3 separate regions of the Homo sapiens genome follow, and regions 1 and 2 are each linked to region 3. A link is a contact called in ENCODE Hi-C or POLR2A ChIA-PET data. All regions are on one chromosome and are shown on one strand. Each heading gives the region's core, a stretch centred on a gene start or an enhancer-like site at or near the end of the contact. The rest is flanking DNA. Distances are from core to core; before and after follow the strand shown. Region 1 holds the start of RABL2B (RAB, member of RAS oncogene family like 2B). Region 2 overlaps PPP6R2 (protein phosphatase 6 regulatory subunit 2). Region 3 holds the start of SYCE3 (synaptonemal complex central element protein 3).

Region 1 (3,418 bases), core at 902-3,401, 220 kb after region 3:
CAGCTACCTGAGTCAAAGGACTTGATTATAAAAATGAAGGTAGAAACCAAGGTGGGCCTGGAGTACTTGGGAGATAAACGTGACCACTTCTCTGGGCAGGGGCAAGTGTACCGTCATGCTATGAAGGCAGAAATGGACATGTGCCCTCAGCAGTCCTAGGCGTGAGAACTAGGACGTCTCATGGAGACAAGCTGGCAGCACGGCAGAGCCTCCCTTCACCTCTCCGGGTGGCACGTAGGCACCGAAATTCATTACAAGAAGAAGCCAGTCTTCACAATGATTATAGTCAATCGTCAGTTCTACCCAGTTTTCTCTATTTCAGAGAGTCCCTCCAAGAAAGCATCTTTACCACCTTTACCCAATCTGTCACGGTGGCATAGTCACTTTTGTCTTTCCATTCCCACTCCCCGCCCTTGCCATCCCTCAGCCCACAAACCACATACAATGTCCTCAGTTGCTCCACACGTTCTCTCAGGGCTCAGAGGAAACATTCAAATTCCTCAGTCCTTATGACCTGCCCCCTCCACCTGACACACACAACGGCTCACGTGATTCCCCTCGTTCCCCCATGAACATCTGGGCTCCAGCCAAGACTGCTCCTTCACCAGCCCCAAGAAGCCATGCTCCTCTGCCTCTGGAGGACTTTTTAAATGACCTGGACCCTCTCTGGGGCTGGTATTTATTCCCTAATCTCCCAACATACTTGGATTTGCCCACTGCGCTGTCTCCCAGGCAGATGATCTTCACGTTGTCATCAGCATCATACTTCCCTTGGTCCAACTCACTCGGTTTGGTTTTGTCTTCTGCCATTGGCTCCTAGCTGTAGAGAGGGGTCCAGCCCAAGGGAGGGGAGGGTATTGTCACTGTCTGGGAAGATCAACAAGAGGCTGTTGTCAGAGATAAGTCCCCTCAACCAAATCTCCAGCTGTACCTCCCTCCAGACTGCTTCCCTCAGTGCCAGACTGAGATATGGTATGCAATTGACTACTAGACTTGGAGTAGCAGAGTATGACACACAGGCATCAATAATATGTTATACACAAATAGTTAAGTCCTGCGCACCCCAAATGCTGCTCCTCACGTTACCCATTTGCACAAGACATTCACCAGGCATCCAGTGCCAAAGGCTGTGTGCAACATTATGTCTAGCTCTGTTTTACTCTCCTCACACCTAAATATGACTTTGCAAACATTCCTGAGAATGTAACCACAGTCCAGACTCTTAGCTAGGGGGGCACATAGAAATGATATGATGATGAGACAGCAGCAATAGGTGAGCCTTACTGGGCATTCACCATGAGCAGACCTTGCACAGGGTTCAGAGGATGGAAGACACAATGATAGCAGAGTCTACTGTGGTGAGAGCTACGACAGAAGTATGCACACGGGTCAGGGGTAGAAAATACCAACAGGGCCCCCGAGTTTTCCTGACTGTGCCACCACACAGCTACTGCTTCTGCACAGCCAGGGACTTCGCCTTGTTTATCCAGGGAGACAATTCCTGGGAAGTGGCAGATGCCTGGAAAGCATGATGAGGGGTCTGCCCCCTTTCACCTGTACCCTGTAGAGAGAGCGACAGAAAGCCAAATCCAGCTTCATGGCTCCATGCTTGAAGACGTTCTTTCTTTTGTTTAGAGATAGGGTCTCACTCTGTCGCCCAGGCTGGAGTGCGGTGGCGCGATCACGGCTCACTGCAGCCTCCAACTCCTGGACTCAAGCGATCCTCCCTCCTCGGCATCCCTGGACTATAGGCGTGAGCCACCGCTTACGGGCGAAGACTTGCTTGTCCGTGTCCTTGCCATCTAAGTGGGTAAGCTATCTTTCGATAAATGTTTTTGGCCACCAACCATGTCCAGGCATCGCCAGGCTGCCCGTCCCGCCCCCCACAACAGCCTCGCGAAGCCACCTTTCCGTGCTTCCCCCGACCCGGACGCCCTCTCGCCCACACCGCTAGGGAGGCCTCGGAGGGGCTGTCCCCGCGTGCTAAGCCAGCCACCGGGGCGGATTTGCCCTCACGTGCGGTTCCGAGTGAGGGCTGGAGAGACCAGGGACGCTGCGGGTCGGCCCCTCGGGCCCTGCCGCCAGTCTGGACTCTGCGCGCTCTCGAACCACGCCCGCCGGCCCAGCTCGCGCCGCAGCGCACTCCACTTCCGGCTCGGCCCGCGTCCTCGCAGCTGCTACGCAACCGCACAAGGACCCCGAGGGAGGCTGCCCGGCCGAAGGCCTGAAGGACCCCGCCGGGGCGCTGGCTGCCCAGCGCGGCGCCTGGCGGGAGGGCCGCAGGGAGTGCGCATGCGGCCGAGTGCGGGACTGGGGCTCCTGGCTGTGGGTGTGGTACCGAGGCTTCAGCGGGTGCCGCCCGCCTAGAGGGAGTGGAGCGGTGAGCACGTCAGGGGTGGGGGGCGCAGGTCAAGCTTTCACCAGTTTTTAATTCTTTGATGGGGTAAATTTGAGCAATTTTCTCGACTTGTCGACATTCGTTATTAACTGAGCAGGAATCAGGAGAGGAACCCGGTCCTCTCCACACAGCCCAGCAGGTACGCCGCCCATGTGCCTGTGGAGAAGAGAGGTTCCTGTGGGGCAGACAGGTGTGGACCAAGTAGCTGCGAAATTTCTTCTGAAGAAAACACACAAGGGGGAAGCGAGTGAGCTCAGTGGAGGAGGGGCGCTACCCCAGGGGACGTCCCCATGCATGGGCTTGTGAACCTCGAATATGTGAGACGGTCTCAGTCAATTTAGAAAGTTTATTTTGCCAAGGTTGAGGACGCACGCCCGTGACACAGCCTCAGGAGGTCTTGACATGTGCCAAAGGTGGCCGGGACACAGCTTGCTTTTATACATGTTAGGGAGACAGGAGACATCAATATATGTAAGATGAACGTTGGTTCCCTCGGGAAAGGCGGGACAACTCGAAGCAGGGAGGGGGCTTCCAGGTCACAGGTAGGTGAGAGACAAACTGTTGTATTCTTTCGGGTTTCTGAATAGCCTCCGCAAAGGAGGCTATCACATATTAACCTATCTCAGTGAGCAGAGGGGTGACTTTGAATAGATGGGGAGGCAGGTTTGCCCTAAGCAGTTCCCAGCTTTTTTCCCTTTAGCTTAGTGATTTTGGGGCCCCCAGATTCATTTTCCTTTCACAGGCTAGACAGCTTTAGGAACTGAAAGGTTCACGAGGCTGTAACGAAGAGTCGAGTTGCTCCAGGTGAGCCTGGGCCACAACAGCACGCAGGACCTGGGCGCCCACGAGGGGCTCCTGGGAGGGTTTGGGAAAGGGATGTGTGAACCCTATCTGAGATGGTTTCAGGTAATTTAGAAAGAGGTGCACCCGTGACACAGCCTCAGGAGGTCTTGACGACATGTGCCCAAGGTGGTCAGGGCACAGCTTGGTTTTAGGGAGACATGAGACATCAATCAATAT
Region 2 (3,566 bases), core at 803-3,302, 160 kb before region 3:
TCTGAGGAGTGTGACTTGGGATGGGGGCAGGGGGCCTGTCCTCACCAGCCTTGTCATCTCTGAGCTTTTCTCTGAGGAGTGTGACTTGGGATGGGGGCGGGGGGGCCTGTCCTCACCAGCCTTGTCATCTCTGAGCTTTTCTCTGAGGAGTGTGACTTGGGATGGGGGCAGGGGGGCCTGTCCTCACCAGCCCTGTCATCTGAGGTTTTAAAGCACGTGCACATATCACTTGTATAAAAAACATGAAAGTCAGGTGTGGTGGCTCACGCTGGTAATCCCAGCACTTTGGGAGGCTGAGGTGGGAGGATCACTTACGCCCAGGAGTTGAAGACCAGCCTGGGCAATATAGCGAGACTCCATCTCTTTTTTTTTTTTTTTTTTGGTCTGAGATGGAGTCTCACTCTGTCGCCCAGGCTGGAGTACGGTGGTGCGATCTCGGTTCACTACAACCTCCGCGTCCCAGGTTCAAGTGATTCTCCTGCCTCAGGCTCCCGAGTTGCTGGGATTACAGACATGCATCACCACACCCAGCTAATTTTTTGTATTTTTAGTAGAGACAGGGTTTCACCATGTTGGCCAGGCTGGTCTCGAATTCCCGACCTCAGGTGATCCATCTGCCTCAGCCTCCCAAAGTGCTGGGATTACAGGCATGAGCCACTGCACCCGGCCCCCATCTCTATTTCTTTATTTAAAAAAAAAAACATATTAAGACTTTTTTTTTTTTTTTTTTGGAAACACAGTCCTTTCTGTCAACCAGGCTGGAGTGCAGTGGCGCGATCTTGGCTCACTGCAACCTCCGCCTCCTGGGTTCAAGCAGTTCTCCTACCTCGGTCTCCTTAGTAGCTGGGACTACAGGCGCACACCAGCATGCCTGGCTAATTTTTTGTATTTTTAGAAGAGACGGGGTTACCATGTTGGCCAGGCTGGTCTTGAACTCTTGAGCTCAGGCAATCTGCCTGCCTCGGCCTCCCAAAGTGCTAGGATAGTGCTAAGATTACAGAAGACACTTTTTTTGAGGCTAGTCAAAGTGCAGCAGTGTTTACACCTAATTGGTCACAAGCAGTTAAGATTTCTTTCTTCCTTCTTCAGTCTGTCTGCGTCACATGACTAGCCTTGTAAATAAAGTGAAACAAAAAACACTTTTTTTGAGAAATAGAATAGGGGCCGGGCGTGGTGGCTCACGCCTGTAATCCTAGCACTTTGGGAGGCTGAGGCGGGCGGATCATGAGGTCAGAAGATGGAGACCATCCTGACTAACACGGTGAAACCCCGTCTGTACTAAAAATACAAAGAATTAGCCAGGCGTGGTGGCCGGTGCCTGTAGTCCCAGCTACTTGGGAAGCTGAGAGAGTAAGTGCACTCCAGCCTGCATGACACAGCAAGACTGTCATCTCTTTAAAAAATAAAAAAAGATGGAGAAGATATAAATATATATGTAGACCAGGAGTTGGCAGACTGTATCTATGAAAAGTCAGAGAGTAAATACTTTAGGCTTTGCAGGTTGTAAGGTCTCTGTTGCAACGGCTCAACTCTGAAGTTGTAGCATGAAAGCAGCTACAGAAAATAGTAAACAAATGGATGGGGCTACATTCCAAGAAGGCTTCATTTATACAGAGCAGCACCTGTGCTTCGCGACTCTGCTATCCTTGCCTAGTGGCACTGCCAGGTTAAACACCGCCTCCCGCAACCTGTTAGCCTTGGAGGTCAGGGTTCTCCTGCAGACCTGGCAGAACACCTCCATGACCACAGGCTCAATTATGGGAGGACTCTTCTTGAAAGTGGAGAATTTGCCTGAGCTGTCTGTGCTCAAGAGAAGCTGCACTTGGTTTGGGTGGATTGGGATCAGGTAGCAGCCACTGACCCTGCTTAATTAAAGCCAGGGGCTGCTCCAGGGAGGTGAGGCCCACACGCTGCCTCTTCCTAAGGCCTCACATGCAGCTAGCCCTGCTTCTGCGGAGCAGCCCTTGGCTGAAAAGCCACTGTGACTGTAAGATGGCTGGTCACCTTCTGGAGTCAGAGCACTGCCTGCCCAGGCCACAGCAGAGGGCGCCACCCCAGGGCTGGAGGCAGCAGCAGTCACATGGTCAGCCCTAGAGCCTGGGGATGCTCCTGGTCTTTTCGTGAGCTCTTGTCTAGTTTGCTTGCCAAGATCTGGATTATTTGAGAAATAAGACAGAAGAGTCAGTAAGAGACACCAAGCTGTCGCTTTCATTACTCATAAAGCAGTGTCATTTATAACTCTGAGCTGTGGGCTTCCTCATTCCTGATTGCAGAATTAGAACTGCTCACCCAGTGGGAAGCAGCAGTGGGTCACAGCGGGCCCCCAGGAAGCACCCCCTGCCGCAGAGAGACTTGCTGCACTCAGGGCAGAACTGAAAGAAAGACAGCGTCTCCACCAAGGGAAACACTGGGAGGAAGGGAACTTTGCCATAACAGTTCCTGGGCCACTGACCATCCACTCCACATCCATTGTCCATCTCCTGTCATGGCTTCTTCCTCTTCTTCGGTTGACTTCCTGTGGTAAATTACACTCTGTTAAAACAGCTTCCTGAGATGGAGTTCGTGGGTGGTGATGTTTAGGGCATCGGGCCTGCGTGTTTGAGACCCTCTGATTAGAAGTTCAGACTGGGCATTACCCCCTGGGCTTTGGGAGCCTCCGTGTTGTCCTCTAGTCTCACAAGTCTGATGTAGCAAGCTCCTGGCTCACGTGTGTCACCTGTTTTCTCTCCTCTCTGAGGGCATTTAGGTTCTTTTCTAAGCCCTATTGTTTCTCAATTTCCCAGTAATGTGGAATTATTCCATGGGTCAGGACAGGGGATCCCCAAAGAGCATCATTGAGCCAAGAGAGTTTCATAGTCAGAGCTTGGGCGAATTTAGTAATAGGTAAGTACAAAATCAAGCAAACAGAAAAATATTGACTCTAAGGGAAAAGTTGTATAAGTAAGCAAAGATATCCCGAGTAGACAAATGAGGTCAACAGTGGATATCCATTTCTTTCATTTGTTGTTCTGGGCTCCCTGAACCCTTTTAGTCTGTACATTTGTGACATTAGCTGAGGGAAATTTCTCATATTGTTTCTTTGATATTTTCCCTCTTTTCTCTTTCTGGGACTTCTAATGAGGTGTTAGATTACTCAAATTAATGCTTTCCTTATTTTTGCTTTTAATGTTTTGTACTTTGCCTTTTTGGCCTACATCTGAGAGACTTCTTCATCTTTTAAGTTCTCATCCTTTTATTGACTTTTCAAAGTTCTACCATTATTTTTTGTTTGTTTTTTAGATGTGAGGTCTTGCTATGTTGCCCAGTCTGGACTCAAACTCCTGGGCTCAAGTGATCCTCCCATCTCAGCCTCCCAAGCAGTTGGAACCACAGGTGCCACCATGCTTAACATCTGTCATATTTTAAAATTTTATTTTTTTTTTGAGATGGAGTCTGGCTCTGTCGCCCAGGCTGGAGTGAAGTGGCACGATCTCGGCTCACTGCAACCTTCACCTCCGGGTTCACGCCATTCTCCTGCCTCAGCCTCCCGTGTAGCTGGAACTACAGACGCCCACCACCACGCCCGG
Region 3 (3,240 bases), core at 662-3,161:
CCTAGGCATGTGACTGAGGCCACATGGCCACAGTGTCCTCAGGACCCTAAGACGGCACAGAGACAGTGGATGGAGTGTAGAAGGCCTGGGAACGTAAACATACATGCAGTGGATGGACAAGGTAAGGACACTGAGAGCACAAGTATGAGAGTGGCTTAAGGGGTGGTTGATGGTTGGGGTGAAGCAGAGGCATAGAAAAGACATGTAGTTTCTATAAGTGGGGCGTTGGGGTGGCCACAGGTAGATTTGGGGATAGAGCATGAGACTGCTAGAAGGATGGAGGCTGGGCCGGAGTGGCACTGGATCTCAGAAGAGGGATGGATCTGAAAAGGAGATCCAGGGAGAGGGTGTGAGAGCTGATGTGGAGGAAGCAGCCACAGGATTAGAATTCACGGCATTTCTTGCCTAATGAGGTTGCCTGGGATGACTGGGAACGGGTGGAGAAAGAGGCCTGAGCCCGCACCAAAGCACAATGGAACGGAGCTTAGGATGGGTGGCGGAAGTGTGGGGCGGGAGGAGCGTGGGGCGGGAGGAGTGTGGGGCGGGAGCGTGGGGCGGGAGTGTAGGGTCTGGCTTGGGTATCACTTTAGGTGTGAAGGACGGGGGTTGAGCGAGTCAGAGCCTAGAGTCTGGTTTGTGGTCTGAGTGTCTTGCCTGGTACGAAGAGTTTCTAACAGAGTCTGGGATCCCTCTGAGAACAAGGAATGTGAGGGGATAAGAGGGATGCTTGGTGCAGAGATGTGCTCTTTTGTACGGGATGAGAGCAGCACAGGAAGGGAATGCACCTGTGATGTGGGAGAGAAGTCTTGGAGTTGGGCTATGAAGAGTCTGGGCGGGTCCTGAAGTGCAGGTGGAGGAAGCCAGAGGTGCGTGTGGGAACTTGGGGTGTGAGGTGGTGTGTGGACTCCGGGGTCCCAGGTGTGGCAGGTGTGAGGGTAAGAGGGGCAGGCTGCACGGAATGAGAAGCCCAGGGTGTGCAGACTTCAGGATCAGGAGTGTATGGTGTGAGGACATGGAGATTAGGTTAAGGGGGTGAAGGACTGAGGTGAGGGATGTAAGGTGGGGAGAGTGGGGTATGGAGTGTGCAGTGAGGGGAGCGGGGGAGGGGTGAGGCGGGGTGAGGCGGGGTGAGGAGGGGTGAGGGGTGAGGCGGGGTGAGGGGTGAGGCGGGGTGAGGGGTGAGGCTGGGTGAGGAGGCGGGTGAACGGTGACGTGAGCGATGAGGGGTGAGGGGCGAGGCGGGTGAGGCGGGGTAAGGAGGGGTGAGGCGGGGTGAGGGGTGAAGGGTGAGGCGGGGTGAGGGGTGAAGGGTGAGGCGGGGTGAGGGGTGAGGGGTGAGGCGGGGTGAGGGGTGAAGGGTGAGGCGGGGTGAGGGGTGAAGGGTGAGGCGGGGTGAGGGGTGAGGCGGGGTGAGGGGTGAGGCGGGGTGAGGGGTGAGGGGTGAGGCGGGGTGAGGAGGGGTGAGGGGTGAGGGGCGAGGCGGGTGAGGCGGGGTGAGGAGGGGTGAGGGGTGAGGCGGGATGAGGGGTGAGGGGTGAGGCGGGATGAGGGGTGAGGGGTGAGGCGGGGTGAGGGGTGAGGCGGGGTGAGGGGTGAGGGGCGAGGCTGGGTGAGGAGGCGGGTGAGCGGTGACGTGAGCGATGAGGGGTGAAGGGTGAGGCGGGGTGAGGGGCGTCGGGGGAGGGGCATGGGGTGTGGAGTGAGTGGAGTCGGGTGAGTGGAGTTGGGTCGAAGTCAAGGGTCTGGCTTGAGGTTGGTGCCACCGCGAACGCTAGGACAGGGTCAGGCGGAGCCCAGCCGTCAGGGCGCGTTGGGAGGGCCGGGGCCCAGGGGGGCGCGGCCTCGCTCACCTCCAGCTTGGCCCGCGCTCCGGTCCTGCTCTGGCGCCCCCAGCGGCCGCTTGAGGAACAAGGCCGCTCCTCGAGAGGGATGCCCCGCCCTTTCCGTTAGCGAACCCTCCCCGGAAGTGACCTCTCGCCCTCATTGGGTGTCCTCGGGAAAAGGGGCGGGGCATTCCGCGCTGCTCCCACAGGTCTGCGGCGTCCGAGTCTGGGACTGGCAGGTGCGGTGCTGGGGACGTCCTGAGGTTGAGGGAGAATCCTGCGGAGATGAAGAGCTTCCCGGCCTGACAGTTTTGCCCCCACCTCCTTCTTGAGCTTAAGGATTTATACGCAGGGCCCCGTTTGCCTGCTGTGTCCCCAGTGTCCAGGACAGCGCCCGGTACCAAAGGTGCTGGTAAACATTTGTCGAATGAGTCGCTGAACGCCCAGCTATTTCCACTGTCACAGCGATCATGTGTGGCGGACATTATGTGGCATGTATCTTACAGAGGAGGCAGCCCGGGCTCAGGGAGACGAGGCAGAGGTGCACGCAGGTCTATGTGGGCTGGAAAGTGCTGGGGCCTCCCGGGCGCTCCTGGTCTCCAGGCAAGAACTGGAAGCAGAGCCACTCAACACCTAGAAGGGCAGTGACAGAAAGCTCTGGCTGGGAGGAGGCTGACCAGAGGCCAGTCTGAGCTCAGCCTTTTTTTTCAGAGGGACGTGGGCACCCTAGAAGGGTGGTAAGTAGGCGAGTGGCAGAGTTAAAAGGTCTCTGGCTGCCGAGGCGGGTGGCGACGGGGCCGGCCGTTGCTGTTGTTTGGCTGAGTGGTGGACAGGGTCAAAGCCATTCCAAGGTCGACTTGACAGGGCTTGGTAATGTGGGAGGGAGGGAGAAAGAAGCAAGGGGCTAATGGCCGGGGTGATACCACTGGCAGAGATGTGGAAGAGTGGGAGAAGCTAGCTTGGAAGGTTAACTTTGATTTTGAACACCTTGTGTTTGAGAATCCTGACAAACCTTAGACCCCCTGAATTTTCTCTCAGGGATTCTGATTCTTAGCAGCCTGATTGCAGAGGAGGAAAAATGGCTGGGGTTGAGCCAGACAGTTCTGGGCAAGGAGTGAGCATTCGCTTGTTTATTGAGGAGGCTGCTGCCTGGGCCACACTCCCTCCGCCAGCTGCCAGGTTCCTGCCCCGGTTGAACCCGGTTTTCTGGCCATCCCTTTCCACCTGTGAGCTGCTCTTCATACTTCCATTTGCTTATACAGCCCAGAGCCGATTTCTGTTACAGCAGCCCAGAGAAACATGAATAGGGAATAATTCTTTTTTTTTTTTTTTGAGACGGAGTCTTGCTCTGTTGCCCAGGCTGGAGTGCAGTGGCACGATCTCGGCTCACTGCAACCTCCGCCTCCCAGGTTCAAGT

Evidence for each region. A loop is a pair of places that touch in the nucleus more often than their neighbours do. ChIA-PET counts read pairs that join two places held with the same protein, here RNA polymerase II (POLR2A). Pooled maps may share reads with other maps.
Region 1: a pooled map shows a loop between it and region 3 (7-fold over the local background). The contact joins the promoter of RABL2B here to the promoter of SYCE3 in region 3. A Hi-C loop is called at or near these places in 1 of 50 pooled maps.
Region 2: a pooled map shows a loop between it and region 3 (3-fold over the local background). The contact joins the enhancer-like site here to the promoter of SYCE3 in region 3. A Hi-C loop is called at or near these places in 2 of 50 pooled maps. POLR2A ChIA-PET finds 5 or more read pairs at or near these places in 2 of 52 experiments (HEK293 and HepG2).

What each region holds. Positions count from the first base shown.
Region 1 is chr22:50,781,485-50,784,902 of GRCh38, forward strand. RABL2B (RAB, member of RAS oncogene family like 2B) reads right to left here and starts at 2,152. Exons shown (of 9, transcript NM_001130919.3): 1 at 2,017-2,152; 2 at 704-863. The coding sequence starts at 810. It also overlaps the pseudogene RPL23AP82. RefSeq lists a silencer at 2,084-2,323.
Region 2 is chr22:50,397,804-50,401,369 of GRCh38, forward strand. The region is part of intron 3 of PPP6R2 (protein phosphatase 6 regulatory subunit 2); the gene reads left to right. Among named protein-coding and RNA genes, the nearest start is that of MIR12114, 7.9 kb to the right of the region's middle. RefSeq lists enhancers at 23-523, 1,933-2,529. Within about 2 kb of position 2,053, at least 23 of the 41 ENCODE cell types and tissues checked have a DNase peak (open chromatin) inside an H3K27ac peak, as active enhancers do.
Region 3 is chr22:50,561,008-50,564,247 of GRCh38, forward strand. It overlaps SYCE3 (synaptonemal complex central element protein 3), which reads right to left and starts at 1,912. Exons shown (of 3, transcript NM_001123225.3): 1 at 1,851-1,912. LOC107985568 (a long non-coding RNA gene) reads left to right here and starts at 1,954. Exons shown (of 2, transcript XR_001755606.3): 1 at 1,954-2,560. RefSeq lists silencers at 335-533, 1,604-2,013.